Regions from separate parts of the Homo sapiens genome. Here region 1 is linked to region 2. A link is an interaction called in ENCODE POLR2A ChIA-PET data of the cell type or tissue named here. Cell type or tissue: PC-3. All regions are shown on one strand. Links, peaks and the distances in the headings refer to the core of each region. The heading gives the core; the rest is flanking DNA.

Region 1 (5,000 bases), core at 1-5,000, 220 kb before region 2:
ATCATAAAAACCACTGCCATTTCCTGAGAACCTGCTGTGTGCTAGTCACTGTGCCAGTCAATTGATACGATTATCTCATCTTCAAAATAACTCCCAAGACAGGTATTACTATTGTCCCCTTTATACAGGTTAGGAAGCCAAAGTACAAAGGAGTAGTAGTGCCTCAGATAACATAGCTAATAAGCCATGGGCCTGGGGATTTAGGCTTGTCCAATTCTAAAGCCATGTGTGGTCTTTGTACCACAATGGAAGCAACAGCTGACCTTGAAGCCCTGAAATCCCAGAAGAGAAGAAATCTCTAGGTCCCAGACAGAGGTGTTCTGCATGCCAAGCTAGAGTTCAGCTATCTTCAGCCCTCATTCCCCTCAGGCTGTTGGAGCAGCCAGGCCACTCCCCAGCAGGACAGTGGACAGTAGTTTCCCGTCACAGGGTAACATTTATAGTGGAATAAGTCAGGTGTGAGCTTTCGCCCTGGTCCAAGTCCAGGTGTCTCAAACATTTTACAGACATTATCTCATGTTGTAAGACCAGACCTAGAAAGTGAGTGGTATTACCCCCAACTCCAGATAAGGAAACGGAGGATCAGGGCTTAAGTGACTTAAACCCAAAGTCACACAGCTAGTAGTTAGTGATGGAGTTAGGATCTGAACCAATAGATGGACTCAAAATTTGTCAGACAGCTTGGCTGTGCTCATTCTGCCTACGGCCCATAAGCACAATGACTACTGTGACATCCCCTGTTCCCCTGTCCCTGAAGGTACAACGTGGGATGCACCAAACGGGTGGGACTTTTCCACTCAGACCGGAGCAAGCTGCAGAAGGCAGGAGCTGCGACCCACAACCGCCGTCGGGCCAGCAAAGCCAGTCTGCCACCACTTACCAAGGATACCAAGAAGCAGGTAAGAGGCGGGCAGAGCCTGAAGCTCCATCCCCACAGTCCCCACAGCTTCCCTTCCATGGCCCTCGACACCACGGTCCCCTCCAGCTGCCGACTTCAGCGCACTCTGCTGTGCTCTCATTCCTTGTAGACCTGTCCAGTCGAGCCTTCTGCACCCCAGTAGGTCCCTTCATTTAGACCCATGGGTGCTTACAAGGTTCCCTGCCCCCTTCCGTGGCCTTGCCTCAACATCACCCCACCTTCCAGTTTGCCTCCATCCTTGGCTTCTGGGGCCACGGAAATGGGGTCTCCCCTGGGCTGCTCAGGTAACCTCCTGCCTTACGTGGAGGGCTGGGTGAGAAGGCAGCCTCCACCCTTTGTTTTGCCACCTTTTTGCCTCCCTGAACACGCGAGCACAGAGTTCTTGAAGGTCTCTACCAGGAACATGGGTATTCAGTCATTAAATATTTTTTAGCACCAGCTGTATGCCAGAAACTCTGTTAGGCACTAGGCTCTAAGGACACAGTCTCGCCTTAAAGGAACTCCACAGCATGGTGTGATGTTTTATAACCTTATGTATAATTTTGCCTTATTTTTTTTTTGTCTTAAACCTCCTTAAGAATGGTCCAAAGCTGTGTACGTACAGAAGAAATGTTACATGCTATTTCAAGTGGCTCTGTGATCACCTCCTAGAACTCAGAGCCCTGCTTTAAAACTCATGTTTAGAAAAAGATAATTGCAGTATTGTGTGGTAGACACTACAATACTAAGAGGGACTAACTCTGCCTAGGGTAGGAGACAGGACAGCATGGAAGATGCTGTTAGATCTGGGAACTCAGATGTGTAGTAGTAGGCCAAGTAGAAAAAGGAGAAATACCTCCTTTGTTCATCACTGCTGCTAGAGATGGTTTGTTCCCCCATCCTGAAGAAAACTCTCTGCTCCCAGCCAACAGGCACTGTGCCCCTTTCGGTTACTGCTGCTTTGCAGCTAACACACAGCCAGGAAGACTCCAGCCGTTGCTCAGATAACTCAAGCTATGAGGAACCCTTGTCACCCATCTCAGCCAGCTCATCTACTTCCCGCCGGCGACAAGGCCAGCGGGACCTGGAGCTCCCCGACATGCATATGCGGGACCTGGTGGGCATGGGACACCACTTCCTGCCAAGTGAGCCCACCAAGTGGAATGTAGAAGACGTCTACGAATTCATCCGCTCTCTGCCAGGTAAGGCCCTTGGAAATTCCATGTCTCCCCGGAATAGCAAGGAAAGAGAAAATGAGAGACCCTCCCACCACCAGGAGGATTAGGTAGTTTAGTTAATGACTCAGGTTCAGGAACTGGGGTGCAGAAATGAGTGAGATGAGCTCCCTGCCTATAAGAGCTTGCTTATATTCAGCATAGAATGCAAACTATAAATATTCCATAGCTGTAATTCTGTATATTTTCTGGCATGGGAAGTGATCTGTGTGAAATACAGAGATGATAATGTAATTAACTGTCTCTCTCTCCTGGGAGAGATTAGGAGGGGAGTCAGGTAGAGTGTAGGATATGTGTCAGGAACATCAAAATTAAGAAAATAGCCAGGTGTGGTGGCTCACACCTATAGTCCCAGCACTTTGGGAGGCTGAGGTGGAAGGATTGCGTGAGGTCAGGAGTTTGAGAACAGCCTGGGCAACATGGTGAGACCTGTCTCTACCAAAAAAAAAAAAAAAAAATTTAATTAAGAAAATGTAAACTAAATGACAGTAGACAGACAAGTATGCCTTTGCTGGATGGAGAGACTGCAAGAGGGCGCACATGCAGAGGCATGAAGATAGGGAAGTCTGTGGTATGGCCAGACATGGCACAGAGCCCTGCGTGGTGGAGCACAAGTGGTGGTGAGGCCCGGGATCTAGGAGCCAGCTGTAAGAGGCAAGCCTTACATCATTCACAGATGCCTTCAGTGGGGCCTGGATGCATTACTGTTTTTCTGCCAGTCTCACTCATACACCGACCAGGTCAGGTATTCATGGTAACCACAAGCCTCTTTCTCAAGAGACTGCAGTGTGGTTAAGAGCACAGACTTCTGAGTCACACAGAACTGGGTTCAAATTCTGGCTCTGTCACTTAACCTAGTATGTTATCTCTTCATCCCCAAAATTTTTATTACACAGTTGCTGTGGGTAAGGAATTCAGGAGTGGCTTCCTGGGCCGTTCTGCCTCAGGTGTCTTATGAGGTTACAATTAAGATTTATCAGCCAAGGCTGAGGTCACGTGAATACTGAAGAGCTGTGGGATCTCTTCCAAGGTGCCTCACTCACGTGATTTGCCCTGGGCTGGCTGTTGGCAAGAGGCCTTGGTTCTTGTCTATATGGGCCTCTCCAGAGGGCTGCTCGAGTGTTCTCATGATATGCATGGCAGTGGGATGTCCCCACAGGTAGGGATCCAGGAGTGCAAGGTAGAAGCCACTGTGCCCTTTATGATCTAGCCTCTGAAGCCACGTACTGGCATTTTCACAATATATTTTTTTAATTAAAATTTTTCACAATATCTTATGGGTCACACAGGTCAGTCTTACTCATTGTGAGAGGGCATGAACTGGGAAGCAAGGATTATTGGGAGCCATTCAGAGACAAGCCATGTAGTTCACCATGACCCCCAGAAATTTGTGTTCCTTCCTCATGCAGAATACCCTCACCGCCACCAAATCCCCGACAGTTTGGTCCCATGACAGCATCAGTTTGAAGTCCAGGCTCTCATCATTGAGGTGAGATGAGGCTCCTGGGGTCCAGTTCTTCAAGTATAGGTCCTCTCAGTCTGAAGATCTGAGAACTAGAGAGAGAGGCTATCTGCTCCCTTCCACAAACCCAATGCACAGTGGGACAGCCATAGGATAACCATTACAGACATGCCCATCCAAAAAGGGAGAAACAGGGAGCGTACAAGAGTCGCTGATCCATTCCAGTTCCGAAATCCGCTAGGGTTTATGGTGGCATTTCCTCAATTGGGACTCAAAGCCTGGGAGTGATTTCTGTCTTGGTTCTGCCCTCTGAGTTCTCCTTCCTTTTCTGTGAAAAGTAGCCTGTATTTTCAGTGTAGTCGTTTTCTCAGCCTGCTTCCTCCTTTTTATTTTATATTACCTTTGACTTTTTTGTTTTTTGTTTTTGAGATAGAGGCTTGCTCCATCACCCAGGCTATTGTGCAATGGCGTGATCTCGGCTCACTGCAACCTCCGCCTCCTGGGTTCAAGCAATTCTGCCTCAGCCTCTTGAGTAGCTGGGATTACAGACATTCGCCACCACACACAGCTAATTTTTGTATTTTAGTAGAGATGGGGTTTCACCATGTTGGCAGGCTGGTCTCAAACTCCTTACCTCAGGCGATCCACCCACCTCAGCCTCCTAAAGTGCTGGGATTATAGGCGTGAGCCACTGCGCCCGGCCTACCTTTGACTCTTAAAATCAGTAATTCAGTATTTCTTAAAATAATTGTGGGTTTTCTGGGAATCTTGTTGGGGTCCATTCCATTAGACAAAAACCACACCCAGAATTATCTTCAAGGGTAAGCTGTTGTCTGCATTGGTATTCTTCTGAAGCTGAGGGGCAGCATGGACAGTGCCCTTCACATTCTTAGAAACCCTGCTGTTGAAAAGAGGATCTGCGAGGCATGCCTAGAAAATCCGTCGAGAGCCTTTGGATTGAATAGCTCTTTGAGGCATCACTTTAGATCTTTCTGAAGTCTTCACAAAAAGATTTAAGTCACATCCTAAGTTTAATCTGTAGACCGTGTTTTCTTGACTGTGCCCTGAATTTGATCTTTGCCTAGAAACCATTTCTTAATGTTAGCATCATGTGCCATCTGGAGAGGCTGGGCATTTTTAAAACCGGCAGATCCCGGTTCCTTTATGTTGAACAGTTTTGTTTGTTTGTTTTTACCTTCTCTCTCTCCTATTTTACTGTGAGCAGCAGTAAGAAGCCAAGCAACACCTTCCACATTCTGCCTGAAAATCTCCTTAGCTAGACCACCCACTTCATGAGGTACATTCAACTTACATTTCTGCTACCAACCACATTTTTACAAAATGTTCTTTTATTTCATAACAGAGACCCTGTTTCTTCCAATCTCCACTAAGAGTTTCCTCACTT
Region 2 (8,802 bases), core at 2,235-7,234:
TCCTGTCTCAGCCTCCCGAGTAGCTGAGATTACAGGTGCCGGCCACCACACCTGGCTAATTTTTGTAGTTTTAGTAGATACAGGATTTTGCCATGTTGGCCAGGCTGGTCTCAAACTCCTGACCTCAGGTGATCCGCCACCTCGGCCTTCCAAAGTACTGAGATTGCAGGTGTGAGCCACTGCACCCAGCCTATTTTTTTTTTTTTAAGGAATCTGTGAAATAAATATTCTAAAAGCTGTGGCAACAAGCTTGTAAATCTCAGCTATTTTTACAAGTCTGAGTGGAAATGGACAAGCATCTGCAAAAATCCAAGATGCCCAGTCTGCCAGCCACTAGGCCCCTCTGTGAGAGAGGGCAGGGGGTTCCTCATTTACAAAGCATACCACCACCACTTCATACCTTATCTGGGAGGCAGGTGGCATGATTGCATTCCCATTTTACAGATGAGAAAACTCAGAGAGGGAAGGTGACCTGCCCAAGGCTCTAGGGGGAGTTAGTAGAACTCTGGGCAGTCCCAGACAAGGAGCCTCCTGGCTGCACCTAGCTGCCTTCTTCAAAGGCACATATGTCTGACAGAGCCACAGAAAAAACAAGGTCAAACATTGAAAAAGGTGCACGGCCTTGATGGAATCCCTAAATAATTCTTCAACTTTTAAAGAATAAATCAATAGGCTGGGCGCGGTGGCTCACGCCTGTAATCCCAGCACTTTAGGAGGCGGACACGGGCGCATCACTTGAGGTCAGGAGTTTGAGGCCAGCCTGGCCAACATGGCAAAACCCTGTCGCTACTAAAAATACAAAAATTAGCTGGGCGTGTAATCCCAGCTACTCAGGAGGCTGAGGCAGAAGAATCGCTTGAACCTAGGAGGCAGAGGTTGCAGTGAGCCAAGATCCAGCCATTGCACTCCAGCCTGGGTGACAAGAGCAAAACTCCATCTCAAAAAAAAAAAAAAAAAAAAAGGCGGGTCGCGGTGGCTCATGCCTGTAATCTCAGCACTTTGGGAGGCTGAGGTGGGTGGATCACGAGGTCAGGAAATCGAGACCATCCTGGCTAACACGGTGAAACCCCGTCTCTACTAAAAATACAAAAAATTAGCCGGGCATGGTGGCGGGCGCCTGTAGTCCCAGCTACTTGGGAGGCTGAGGCAGGAGAATGGCGTGAACCCGGAAGGTGGAGCTTGCAGTGAGCCGAGATTGCGCCACTGCACTCCAGCCTGGGCGACAGAGCGGGACTCCATCTCAAAAAAAAAAAAAAAAGAAAAGAAAAAAAAATCATCCAGTCTGGCCAACATGGTAAAGCCCTGTCTCTACTAAAAATACAAAAAAATTAGCCAGGCATGGTGGCAGGCGCCTGTAATCTCAGCTACTCAGGAGGCTGACACAGGCGAATCATTTGAACCCGGACGGAGGTTTCAGTGAGCTGAGATCGCACCACTGCACTCCAGCCTGGGTGACAGAGCAGGACTCCATCTCAAAAAAAAAAAGAAAAGAATAAATCAATAATTCGTACAAAAATATTTTAAAAGACAAAAATGAGATAAAAAGAAAAAAAAACCCTATGGCCAAAATCTCACTTGTGAATATATAGGCAAAAACCTGACATGAAATCTTAGCTAACCAAATTCACAGTCATATTATCTCTAAAATGAAAGGTGCAGACAACAGGAGAGAAGTCAATCACTGGCTTCATAACATGGAAAATATAGATCTACAGTTCAAGTTTAATTTTCCCAATACATGTCAACATACCATGAAGTAGCCCGTAGCATCTATTCTTTATTAAAACTACAGACAAAACAAAACCCCACAATGAAGAGAGACTATTTTAAATAATGATCCAACTCTGACTTCATTGAGATACACTGAAGTTCAGCCCTGTCATTTTCCAAATGGAGAAACTAGAGAAACAAGGCTCAGAGAGATTAAGTAGCTTGCTTTGCCTAAGGTTACTCAGCTGGTCTATGGCAGAGCCAGGTCTCAAACCCATGTCTTCTGATTCCAAGTCTGAAGCTTTCTGTCATCATTCCCATTTTATATATGATGAGAAATGCTAGCAATAGCTATCAGAAAAAAAGAAACAAAAAAGCATAATACATAGAAGATGAAGAAATAAAATATTACACTGCAGATAACGTATTTGCCCACCTGGAAAATCTTAAGGGGGTGGGTGTGGTTACTAGAGGAAATCAATGAATTTTAGAATGCAAGCCAGCATCTCAGCTCAAAAACACAGGGAAAAGTTTTCACTCACAATAGTAGTGAAAGCATTAAGCTATTACATTCTTGGATGTACTTGGGCCACAGTAATACTTATTCAAATAAAACAATAAAAAAATAATAAAACCAGCTGGGCGCGGTGGCTCACGCCTGGAATCCCAACACTTTGGGAGGCAGAGGTAGGCAGATCATGAGGTCAGGAGGTCGAGACCATCCTGGTTAACACGGTGAAACCCCATCTCTACCCCATCTCTCCAGGCATGGTGGCGGGCGCCTGTAGTCCCAGGTATTTGGGAGGCTGAGGCCTCCCAAGAGAATCGCTTGAGCCTGGGAGGTGGAGGTTGCAGTGAGCTGATATTGCACCACTGCACTCCAGCCTGGGCAACAGAGCGAGACGCCGTCTCAAAAAAAATAAATAAATAAAACCTTCATGGAAGAAATAAAAGATATGAAGTTTACACTGTCCTAGCTAGAAAAACTTAGTAAAGCAAAAAAGAGAATTCTCCCTAATTTAATAACTAGATTAAATAAACTATTACTAATTAAAATCCCCAGGATGTTTTTCTAAACATTAGAAATAATGTGATAAAAGAATAAATGTGAGCCTATCAAAGAATAATAATAAAGCAAATGACAAACTCAGTTTTTGTTAAATAATTTATACAAAAGAATATTTGTATCATGTCTAAGATATAACGAATGACAATAAAATGAATATCTGTGTACTTACCACCCAACTGAAGAAAGATAAAATTTCCAGTATCTTTGAAACTCCCTATGTGCCCACTCCAATGACATCTCCTCTTTCCTAACCTCTTTAGAGGTAACCACCATCCTCACTTTCATGTTCATCATTTTCTTACTTTGTTTTCCATGAGTGTACCTAACCCTAAACAATGTATTGTTTAGTTTTGCACACTTTTGAGATTTATATAAATTATAGAGTATGTAATCTCTACAAGTTCACAATACACTGTATAGAATTCACTGTACAGAATACACCATAATTTATGTTTCTGCTACCCTGCCAATAAACATTAAGGTCATTTCCAATGTTTTATATTATAAAGATATATATGTTCTGATATATCTCCTCGAACACACATGCCAAGAGTTTCTTTACAATATAGGCCTAGGAACTTGCTGTAATGTAGGACATACATATGTGCAAATTTATCTGAATAATGCCTACTTGTTTCCCAAAGTAGTGATACACCACTGCCACCTAGCAGTGCCTAAGGACCCAACTACACCATATCCTCACCAACAGTTGGCATTATCATGCTTTTAATGTTTTTCTAATCTAGTTGTTATGAAATGGTATCTCGTTTTCACTTTTATTTGCATTTCCTTGATTACCACTGAGCACCTTTTCAGTTTATCTTCTGTGAATTGCCCGGTAAAGTCTCTTGCCTGTATTTCTATTGGGTTGCTTTTTTCCTTATTTTCTTGAGATTCTTGTTTGTCTCTATTCCTTACTTAAGAATTCTTCAGGCCGGGCGCCGTGGTTCACGCCTGTAATCCCAGCACTTTGGGAGGCCGAGGTGGGTGGATCACAAGGTCAGGAGTTCAAGACCAGCCTGGCCAACATGGTGAAACCCCACCTCTACTAAAAAAAATACAAAAATTAGCCAGGCACGGTGGCGTGTGCCTGTAAACCCAGCTACCTGGGAGGCTGAGGTGGGAGAATTGCTTGGACCTGGGAGGCAGAGGTTGCAGTGAGCCGAGCCACTGCACTCCAGCCTGGGCGACAGAAAAAGACTCCGTCTCAGGAAAAAAAAAAAAAAATTATTCATATATTTTGTCTACTAATCTCTTATCAATTATATATGTGTTTCAATATTCCCCCCAGTTTGCCTCAGCTGGTCTATTTCTTATGCTGGGATCAAAACTAAACTATTTTAATTACTTTCTGTGTTAGAAGTTATATTATCTTATTTCTATTCTTGTAGTGGTTACTCTATACATTTACATTTTAACATCTCAACGTGGCATTCAATAGCTGTACCATCTATTCTTGATCAAAACTACAGAAAAATCAAAACAAAACCCCACAATGAAGACAGACCATTTCAATAAGGAACCAACTCTAACTTTGTGAAGATACACTGGAATGGCCTCACTTCAAAAAAAGAAGCAACATTAGTAATTAAAGTTCAGCCCCCTCATTTTCCAAGCTAGAGAAGTAAGACTCAGAGAGATTAAGTAACTTGCCTAAGGTTACCCAGCAAGTACATGGTAGCATTCGCCTTAGTGGCCTTCACAGTTCAGCCCTGGCCTGCACCTTCCAGCAAGATTCTCCCCCACTCAGCAGCAGGCTGCTTCTGTGCTGCATGGATTGTTGCAGTAGTCACCCTCTGACAAGTTTGCCACTGGTGGACTGCTGTTTCTGTGACACTGCAGCCTCTCCTCAAAGGTTTCAATATCAGCCTTGGAGGGAGGAGCCCTCCTCCTCTGTGTTTCTAAGTTCCTGCCTTCTTCACTCTCCCTCAGGACCAGGGGTGGTAGCTGATTTTACCCCTTTTAGTAATTGTAATGAACCACCTTTACAGTTAACCATTCTTTATGTTAAAATTTCCCTGTTCAAATTACTAGTGTGACATTTGTATCCTGATACAGTCTCTTCCTGAAACTATGATTGGACATTATGCCTTCTGACTCTATGCACCATTTCCTTAGCCTTTCCTATTTTATATCTTTTTGTCTCTGTGCTACATTTGGATACTTTCTTCAACTCTATCTTCCCATTCTCTCATTCTCTCTTCTGTTGTCTCTAATATGCTGCTTACCCTGGCCATAATTTCAATTTTCATATTTTTCATTTCTAGTTCTATTTAATCCTTTTTAAAATCTGCTACAACATATTTTTATATTCACTTATTCTTTGGTCATATTTTCAATTTCTTATTTCTTCAAACATTGTAAAAGAATGTTAGCACCTGATAATTCCAATATATGAAGTAAACGCAGGTCTGATCTGCTACCTATTGCTTTTGCGGTTCTTCCTCACGATGACTTGTTTCTTTGTATGTTGTGATTTTTGACTGTGAGCTCATGTACTTTGAAACCTTATCAGTGAGAAGCCTAAACTGAAGATTCCTCCTCCAGAGAGAATTTGTTTGCTTCTGCTAGATGAAATTATTTTGAGGCTTAAGGTTTTTCAGACCATAGTTAATGTGAATTTGGGCCATAAGCCCAAAAGAAGGCTGGCTTGTGGTTACAAAATCTCAATTTTTTTCTCTCTTCCAATCACTACCAAGATCAAAACAGTGAAGTTTTCTTGCTGCCATTCTCTGTAGAATGGGCTTTTTTCTCTAGTTGACTCTTACACTAAGGATGTACTTCTTTTGGGTTCTCAGCTCTATGTAAGGGCATCCTATTGGATTCTCCATCTTGACTAGGCCCTAGGAACCCACACAGATATCAAAACTGAAGGTCAATGCTACCATGATTCAGCATACACTCCAAAACAAAAATCCAGTTTCAGAATTAGGTTGCCATTTAATACATATTTGGATAATCACTGTTTTGTATGCTTGGGACACACTAATAAACAAAATACACAAAGGTCCTTGTCCTCTTGGGGTTTACAGTTTAGCAGGGGGGAGGCAAACAAGTAAATTATATAGTATGTTAGAAGGTAATAAGCACTACAGAAAAAAAAAAGAATAGAACACACAACACCTAAGGCACAATCCATAAAAGAAATAATTGATAAACTGGACTTTATTAAAATTAAAAATTTCTGCACTGCAAAAGACAATATTCACCAGGCGTGGTGACTCACACCTGTAATCCCAGCACTTTGGGAGGTCGAGGCAGGCAGATCACTTGAGGCCAGGAGTTCGAGACCAGCCTGGACAACATGGTGAAACCCCGTCTCTACTAAAAATACAAAAACTAGCCAGGCTTGGTAGTGCACACCTGTAATCCCAGCCATTCAAGAGGCTGCGGCAGGAGAATCGCTTGAGCCTGGGAGGCGAAGGTTGCAGTGAGCCAAGATCTCACCACTGCACTCCATCCAGCCTGGGTGACAGAGCAAGACTCTAACTTAAAAAAAAAAAAAAAGAAAAAGAAAATGTTAAGAGAAGACAAGCCACAGACTGGGAGAAAATAGTTGCAAAAGACACATCTGATAAAGGACTGTTATCCAAAATATATGAAGAACTCTTAAAACTCAAAAATGAGAAAACAAACAAGTAAAACTCTGTTTAAAATGGTCAAAGGACTTTAACAGATACTTCGCCAAAGAATATATACAGATGGCAAATAAACATATGTCATCAGGGAAATATAAATTAAAACAACAAATACCACTGAACACTTACTCAAATGGCCAAAATTCAGAACACTGGTAACACCAAATGCTGGTGTGGATGTGGAGCAACAAGAACTCCCATTCATTGCTGGTGGGAATGCAAAATGGTACAGCCGCTTTGAAATACCGTTTGGCAATTTTCTACAAAACTAAACATATTCTTACCATATGATCCAGCAATTGTACTCCTTAGTATTTACCCAAAGGAGTTAAAAATTGCTTGTCACACAAAAACTTACACATAGATGTTTATAATAGCTTTATTCATAATTGCCAAAACTTGGAAGCAACCAAGATGTCCTTCAGTAGGTGAATGGATAAACTGCTGTATACCCAGATAATGGAATATTATTCAGTGCTAAAAAGAAATGAGCTATCAAGCCATGAAAGGAATGAAGGAAACTTAAGTGCATATTACTAAGTGAAAGAAGTCAATCTGGGCCACGGTGGTTCATGCCTGTAATCCCAGCACTCTGGGAGGCCAAGGTGGGCGAATCACTTGAGTTCAGGTGTTCAAGACCAGCTTGGCCAACATGGTGAAACCCCATCTCTACTAAAAATACAAAAAGTAGCGGGGCATGATGGCACATGTCTGTAATCCCAGCTACTCGGGAGGCTGAGGCAGCAGAATCACTTGAACCCAGGAGGCAGAGACTGCAGTGAGCCAAGATCACACCACTGCACTCCAGCCTGGGCAACAGAGTGAGACTCTGTCTCAAAAAAAAAAAAAAAAAAGTCAATCTGAAAGTCTTTAATCCATTTTGTATATGGTGTGAGATAGCATCCAATTTTATTCTTCTATATGTGGATATCTAGTTTTCCTAACACCATTTATGGAAGAGACTGTCCTTTCCCATTGTGTGTCCTTGGTACGTTTGTTGAAGATCAATTGACCGTAAATGCATGGATTTATTTCTGGGCTCTCTATTCTATTCCACTGGTCTATATGTTCGTTTTTATGCCAGTACCATGCAGTTTTGCTTACTTTATAGCTTTCTAGTATATATTTTGAAATCAGATAATGTGATGCCTCCAGCTTTCTTCTTTTTGCCCAAGATACTTTGGCTATTTAGGATGTTTTGTGGTTTTATACAAATCTTAGGATTTTTTTATACTTCTGGGGAAAAGATCATTGGAATTTTGATAGGGACTGCATTGAATCTATGGATCGCTTTGGGTAGTATGGACATTTTAACAGTATTAATTCTTCCAATTCACAAACATGGGGTATCTTTCCATTTATTTATGTCCTTTTTTATCTCCTTCATCAATGTTTTCTAGTTTTCAGCGTACACATCTCTTACCTCCTTAAATTTCCTAAGTAATTTTTTGATGCAATTATAAATGGGATAGTTTTCTTGATTTCTTTTTCAGATAGTTAGCATATAGAAACATTGTATGTTAACTTTGTATCTTCTAATTTTCTGAACTTATTAAGTCTAATAGTTTTTTGGTGAAGTCTTTAGAGTTTTTTTGTTTGTTTGTTTTGTTTTGTTTTTGAGATGGAGTCTGGCTCTGTCGCCAGGCTGGAGTGCAGTGGCGCCATCTCAGTTCACTGCAGCCTCCACCTCCCAGGCTCAAATGATTCTTGTGCCTCAGCCTCCTGAGTAGCTGGGATTACAAGCACCCATCACCGTGCCCAGCTAATTTCTGCATTTTTAGTAGAGACAGGGCTTCACCATATTGTCCAGGCTGGTCTCGAACTCCTGACCTTAAGTGATCTGCCTGCCTCGGCCTCCCAAAGTGCTGGGGTTACAGGCATGAGCCACTGCGCCGGCCTTTGTGTGTGTGTGTGAGATGGAGTCTCACTCTGTTGCCCAGGCTAGAGTGCAGTGGCATGATCTCGGCTCACTACAACCTCTGCCTCCCAGGTTCAAGCAATTCTCATGCCTCAGCCTCCTAAGTAGCTAGGATTACAGGCACACATCTTTACGCCTGGATAATTTTGTATCTCTAGTAGACAGGGTTTCACCACATTGGCCAGGGTGGTCTTGAACTCCTGACCTTAAGTGATCCACCAGCCTTGGCCTCCCAAAGTGCTAGGATTACAGGCATGAGCCACCACGCCAAGCCTTAGAGTTTTCTATATATAAGATAATGTCATCTGCAAACAGAGACAATTTTACATCTCCCTTTCCCATTTGGATGACTTTTATTTCTTCCTCTTCTCTAATTGCTCTGGCTAGGACTTCTAGTACCACACTAAATAGAAGTGGTGAGAGTGAGCATCTTAGTCTTGCTCCTGACCTTAGGATCCTTGTTGAGT

Evidence for each region. Peaks named below come from ENCODE experiments on the same cell type or tissue, not always from the same donor. Only the 100,000 strongest peaks of a DNase experiment are listed, where the experiment ranks them.
Region 1: POLR2A ChIA-PET joins it to region 2 with 5 read pairs; 2 of 35 experiments call an interaction of 5 or more read pairs at or near these places.

What each region holds. Positions count from the first base shown.
Region 1 is chr1:33,325,970-33,330,969 of GRCh38, reverse strand. PHC2 (polyhomeotic homolog 2) reads left to right here. Exons shown (of 15, transcript NM_001385109.1): 13 at 758-899; 14 at 1,824-2,100. Among named protein-coding and RNA genes, the nearest start is that of MIR3605, 4.0 kb to the left of the region's middle. RefSeq lists enhancers at 386-886, 887-1,387. In PC-3, for the core only: no CTCF peak of the experiment used is centred there; a DNase peak (open chromatin) is centred at 2,909; H3K27ac peaks cover 521 bases.
Region 2 is chr1:33,106,812-33,115,613 of GRCh38, reverse strand. All of the region lies in intron 10 of AZIN2 (antizyme inhibitor 2), which reads right to left. Among named protein-coding and RNA genes, the nearest start is that of AZIN2, 30 kb to the right of the region's middle. In PC-3, for the core only: a CTCF peak has its summit at 3,441; no DNase peak of the experiment used is centred there.